Linked DNA regions of Mus musculus: region 2 is linked to region 1. A link is a contact called in ENCODE POLR2A ChIA-PET data. All regions are on one chromosome and are shown on one strand. Each heading gives the region's core, a stretch centred on a gene start or an enhancer-like site at or near the end of the contact. The rest is flanking DNA. Distances are from core to core; before and after follow the strand shown. Region 1 holds the start of Slc11a2 (solute carrier family 11 (proton-coupled divalent metal ion transporters), member 2). Region 2 holds the start of C330013E15Rik (RIKEN cDNA C330013E15 gene).

Region 1 (2,942 bases), core at 152-2,651:
CTCAGCAGAAGCCAAGTTTGAGTGGTAAAAGTCTGTGATCTCAGCAGAGGCAGGAGGATCACTGTAAGCTAGAGGACAATTTGGTCTACACTGCAAGTTCAAGGCCAGTTAACGAGAGGTAGCCAGATCTAGTCTCAAAAAGACAAAGAGTAAGAAGGTACTGTCAGCACCTTGCATCTCTTCACCTGTAATTAGATGCACTTGCAGACTAACAGTATGGCTAGAAAGCCTTGCCTGGAGGACCTTTGGCAATAGCCCAGGGGACTCAGGGCAAAGACTACTGAGAAGGTTAAAGTCTTTAAGGAAACAGCAGGCACAAGCAAGCAGTAATTTAAAAAAAAAAAATACCGGTCAGCAGGAGACTGCCCTAAGCACTTTACCTGTATTAACTAACAACACCAACAGCCCTGACAGACCCAACCTTCACCACCACCACCACCACCACCCCATCCCCCCACCCCACCTTTAAGTGTGGACCGCAGGAAAGCTTAAGGAGCCTGAACCAAAAGTTAACACAGCCAAGAAGTAAGGAGACTTGGTCAGGGTGGAGAATGCCACGGTGGACAACGTGGACAGTTTCCCGTGGTTTCCCCACGGGTCACATGGAAGCTCTCGGATGCCCACCGGCCCTCACCAGCTCTTCTCCCATATTTTGCTTTTGCTGCCTTAAATCACACCGTTGAAAACCAAGGGATAACCGAGTGTCTCCATTTTATACAGCGGAAACTCTACTTCTGAGGATGCCCTTCCAAATATGATGTATCCAAGAAACGGACAAAGAATCCAAAGGTGGAATATCAAACAAATGAGTTTGCAAACTACCCGGCCTAGGACGCCGCTGAGAAGGGGAGTATCCATCGCGTGCAAGTGTCCCTGAACGAGGCCTTGGAAGGCGCAGGGTCCCAGGCTGCACACACAGCCGGACAACCGAGCAGCACTCAACCGCGAGGCCTGAGGCCTTCGGGCAGACCGCGCAGCTCCCGCAGCCGCTGGGCTGACAGGGCGCTGCGCTGCAGGGCACCCGGGGCTCCGGGAGGGCACTGCGGTCGCACCCCCCGGCCGGCCGGCCGCGGAAGGGTGGTCCGGTGTCCCGGGTGGCGGTGAAGAGCCGAGGCCCGTGATCGTCGGCGCCTATGCTGAGCCGGGAGCCCTCCCGGTCTCCTCGGGATACCGGGTTCCCTCCCCGGGCTCGCCGCTGCGCCCTCCCCGCAGGCTGCTCCAGCCCCGTAGGTCGCCGTCCGAGCCCCCTCGCACGCCCGCGCACAGCGGGCCGCCGTAACCCCTGACCCTGCCAGCACCCCGGCTTACCGGCTCCGCCACCTCCACACACGCCGCGCCGGCGACTCCATATCCCAGGAGCCAGCGGCGACCCAGTCAACCTCCTGCCCTCCCGTGATTGGCCGGCCGGGCGGGAGCCCCCCTCTCCTGATTGGCTGGACTCCTGCAGCTGCGGGATTGCGTGGCCGGCGGACCGGGAACGGAGGCTCCGCCCATCCGAGCTGCCTGGGGGCGGGGCCTGAGCGGGGGCGGGGCTGATCCGGAGGCGTGATTCCGCCGGGCGCGCCACGGTCCTCGCAGTTCAAACCTTCGGCGTTCTTATATTGGCAACTCCCATCCCCGGAATGCTCGGGACATATACATTTTTGTCATAGTTCCCGCCACTTCCTTTTAGGCAGCTACACGCCTTTTTCCTCCTAAGAGATGATAACTCCGAGAAACAGCTACACTCGATCCTAAGGCGCCATGGCAGTCCCTATTAGCTTCTTGAGCCACTGCTCGGTGCCCACTGACGCGCCAAGAACACCCCACGCCTGGGAGGAACCGAGAAACTTCGACCAGTGGAGCCAGTTCGGCTGCACCCGTCGTCCTACTCCCAAGACTCACAGTGATCCCACCTGGCTCTGTCTCTTCTCCACACATTTTATCCTGCCTGCCCCCAAAACAGTCCCACTCCATCCCCGGCCTCAGCCTCACCTCTTCGCAGTTTTATGACCTGACAACCCCCCGCCCCAAGTTGCCACCGAAAAGGACTTCTCGATTTCCCCTACAACAGTATAGATGACAGCCCTGTTTTCTTCATATAGAAACTGCCGGGAGAAATGTTCATTATTTGGTAAGAACGGAGATAGGAAGAAAGGGTAAACCCTAAAGATGGAAACTTTAAAAAAAAAAAAAAAATGACAGCAAAAGCAAACAGAAAGGCCCCTGGCTGGGGCTGCTGCTCTTCATACAGAATCGTCACCTGAAAGAAGAGAAACTACAAATTAATCTTGGCCGCCTCTCCAGCTCATCCGTGGCGTTGGAGAAAGGCTTCTTAAATGCCTTCGAGCCCAGAACCTTTCTTCTGGGACCTTCCGCTGCATCTAGAAAAGAAAGGGGCGAGATCTGTTTGTGTCAGCGTCCAGGTGTGCTCCTCGGCTGGCCAGCGTCCCTGGGCTGTGGCCACTTACTTAGCTCACAGTTGGGAGCAGCTGCTGCCGCCCTTGGCTGCTTCTTCCCCATGGTGCAGGACTGGTTTGGCTTTTCAGAGCAGCGCAGCCTCTATATATGCAGAGGAGTACGCCTCCCCTTGGCTAGAGAGAACACTTAAGGTAGGTCAACACTGAGGGAAAAATTTCAAACCGCACCCTTCAAAGCATAATCAAATTTCATCTTTGACCGGCCATGAGAAGGAGGAATTGTATTTCTGCCACTCCTAGTTATTAGTAAAAATTAATTGAGTTAAAAGTTTTCTTCTGAGATTTCATTTATGTGCCATTCGGCAGGGCAGGACGTGGAGGCGGGCAGTGGGTGCCCTGGCGGTAATGTAGTAAAGCCTTTTGTCTGGAGGCCACTCCCCTGGGAGTTGAAGCTGGGGTTCAGGGACTCACTCCACTGTAGATGAGCAGAGGACTCTGTCCCTGTGAGAAGGGAGGTGGAACCAATTAACCCGAAGCCTTGAC
Region 2 (2,942 bases), core at 192-2,691, 190 kb after region 1:
AGCACCTAAGATGGGGCCTGACACAGTGGGCATTCATTAAGTAGTTGCTACATTCCTGTAAGAAAGCGTGTTTGCTAAGTGAACAAACACCGATGCGCCCTGCTGTCCGGGACTGGAGCCAGCTGCTACTTAGCTCCACCTGGTGGAAACAGCAGCGGCCTGCAGCTCCCCATTTCCCGCGGGGTGCTCCTGCATCCCCAGGCCTTGGGTTCAGGATATTAAGCAAAGTATCAGGCACCTAGCATAGGAGCGATCGACCAAGCCGAGAGCAGCTATCACGTTCAGGAGTCAGCCCTAGGAGGGCCTGGATATTGAATTAACCTTTTCTTCATAAGACAGTGGTCCTTGGAATGGTTACCCCATAGCAGCATCTGACTTTTTAAATTTATGTTGTTGCTACTATTGTTTTTATTTCATATGTCTATGGATACTTTGCTTTAGTCAAGGAAATGTAAATACCACAGTCTTTATGATACTGATTTAATCCAAATCAAATTAATATAAATACTTAATGGGAACTTAAAAAATACCCAAGAGAGTTCCCTAACATCCTTTAGTTAGCGCAGCCTAGTTAGGGGATGCTCTGTGTGCTGACAGGAAACCAAAATGGAAATACTGACCCGGAACCTGGGAGGCCGAACACAAAACTCAAGTCTGTAACCTGTCCTTTAGATCAGTTTTTCTTTTCTTCTCGAATGTTTATTTTTATATGTGTGTCGGCGTGAACCCATGACACTCATGCGCAGGTCCCCAGGCTGAACTAGATCAGCCTCTCAGGCTGCTGTGCTTGCCGACTGGACGAAACTGCATTTACAGGACGCCACGCAAACTGTTAAATAGACACCTGACACACAAGCAAGGCCTTCGGTGTCGGACGAATCAGGAGTCCGTTCACCAAGGACCTCTCCCTCCAAAGCCTGCCCATCTACTTGACCACGCACAACACGAACTTCTGCAGACAGCTGCGGCGGTCGGTTCCTCTGTGCATCTATGAGAGCGCGTTCGGTTGCTCAGCAGATATTCTGGAACGAGGAAACGGGAAAAAATGTGATCACTGTCCTAAGAGACGTCGTCGCTACTCTTCTGGACAACTGAGCGCGGGCTAAACCACTCACAACATCTGTAGGGAGTTTTCAGGTCCCCGTAGGACGTGCCAGGCCAGGGTGCAGGTGCTGGCTGCGTCCCCTCAGCTTGTGCTGGGGCACGGTCTATCTCAGGACAGGGGGCGGGGCGCGGGGACACGGTCCATCTCCGAGCACGAAGCCAGGCGCTGGGCCCTCAACAAGAGGCCTGGAAGGACCAGAACGGCGGACAGGCTAAGGTCTGAGGTCTGGGCTGCGTCTCGCAGGCACTGTGGAGTCGTGACAGCCTGTGTTCACACCTGAATTTGGTGAGCAGAGGCGACTCACAGTGAGGAAGTCGCCCTGAGATGAGCTGACTCCGCTTTCTTTAGGGCGGGGCCGCGCAGAAAGGAGGAGCGCGCGGTGAGGGAGGGGTCGCGCAGGGAGGGCGGGGCCGCGCAGAAAGGAGGAGCCCGCGGTGAAGGCGGAGCGTTCAGGGAGGCGGGGCTAGCGGTGCGGTGAGGGCGGGGCCGCGCGGGAAGGAGTGGCTCGTGATAAGGGCGGGGCGCACGGTGAGAGCAAGGACCGCGGTGAGGGCGGGGCCGCGCAGAGAGAGCAAGGAACGCGGGGAGAGCGAGGAGGGCGGGGCCTCGCAGGGAGGGCGGGGCAATTAGTGAGGGCAAAGCGCGCGGTGAGGGCGAAGCCGCGCAGGGAGGGGCGGGGCCGAGCCCAGAGGAGGCGCGCGCCGTGAGGGCAGAGCGCGCGGGGAGGGCGGGGCTTCCGAGCAGAGCAGGGCCGCGAGCGCCCTCCTTGCCGCGACTGGCCGGCCTGCGAGGGGGCGGGGTTTCCGGCGGCGGCGCACTCGGGCATCTCCTGACGCAGAGTGGACGAACGTCACGTGACACGGAAGTGACTCCGAACAGGAAGAGGACGAGAAAAATAACCGTCCGCGACGCCGAGTGGGAGCGGACTCAGAGCCACCATGAACAGCAAAGGCAAGGCCGGGAAGTGGCGGGGGCCGTCGGGGAAGCGGGCGGGTTCGGGTCGAGCGGGCTGGGGGACGTCGGGCCTGGGGCGGTCTGTGCGGCTCTCTTCAGCGGGCCGCACAGCGCGGCCGCACCTGACGTGGCCGCCCCCCTCCACCCCCACAACGCAGCCGCTCGGCCCTCTGGGCCCCGACCCCATAAACCGTGTGGCGCAGTTTGGAGCCGCGGGCTCCTGTGTGTGGGGTGGGGGGGCTTTTCCGTGACGGACAGCGGCTGGAGCGAATGGCGAGCTAGAGCAGGGATTTGGGGAAGCCAATGGAGGGCGGGCGGAGGCGGGGCGCCGCGCCTCGGAACAACAGGCCTCGGCCGAGCTTAACTGCTGAGGTGCCGGCTCCGCTGCACGGCCCAGGCCCTCGAGGACCCGTTCTCGCCCGCCGGGGACTTCTGGCGCTTCCTCCTCGGGGCCCGGACTCGTAGCCGCCCCTGTGCGTTGCTAATGTTTGTGAGAACATGGTCGCGTTCCCCACCCCTCCACCCGCCGCCCTTCTCACGGTTAACTTCCAGTCACTCACTCTTTGGAGGTCGACCTTGACTAGGAACCCGTGAGGTAAACACTGAGAACCGTGGGTCCCACAGAGTCAGGACTGGTTACAGCACAGCCCGGGGGAGATCACCCAGAGGAGTCCCCTAAGACACCAGCAGTCCGGAGACCCCGGAACGGGTCCTCAGACCTGCCCTCTATTCGAAAGGGAACATGGCCAAGTTAGCCTCCATCAATCAGTATGCTAGTGGGAACGGCGCCTTCTGCCCAGTCAGAAGCCAGCACCTTCGGGCGCGAGGGTGCCGAGACCATCCTTATTTTCCTGGCTCTAAGAAATAAGGCAGCCTTATTTGC

Evidence for each region. ChIA-PET counts read pairs that join two places held with the same protein, here RNA polymerase II (POLR2A).
Region 2: POLR2A ChIA-PET joins it to region 1 with 11 read pairs in Patski. The contact joins the promoter of C330013E15Rik here to the promoter of Slc11a2 in region 1. POLR2A ChIA-PET finds 5 or more read pairs at or near these places in 3 of 5 experiments (Patski and embryonic stem cell).

Annotation. Positions count from the first base shown.
Region 1 is chr15:100,421,654-100,424,595 of GRCm38, forward strand. Slc11a2 (solute carrier family 11 (proton-coupled divalent metal ion transporters), member 2) reads right to left here and starts at 1,402. Exons shown (of 17, transcript NM_008732.2): 1 at 1,309-1,402. Gm5475 (predicted gene 5475) reads left to right here and starts at 1,540. Exons shown (of 3, transcript NR_040351.1): 1 at 1,540-2,591.
Region 2 is chr15:100,613,669-100,616,610 of GRCm38, forward strand. It overlaps C330013E15Rik (RIKEN cDNA C330013E15 gene), which reads right to left and starts at 1,442. Exons shown (of 2, transcript NR_045701.1): 1 at 1,116-1,442; 2 at 472-1,022. It overlaps Dazap2 (DAZ associated protein 2), which reads left to right and starts at 1,994. Exons shown (of 4, transcript NM_011873.2): 1 at 1,994-2,056. The coding sequence starts at 2,044.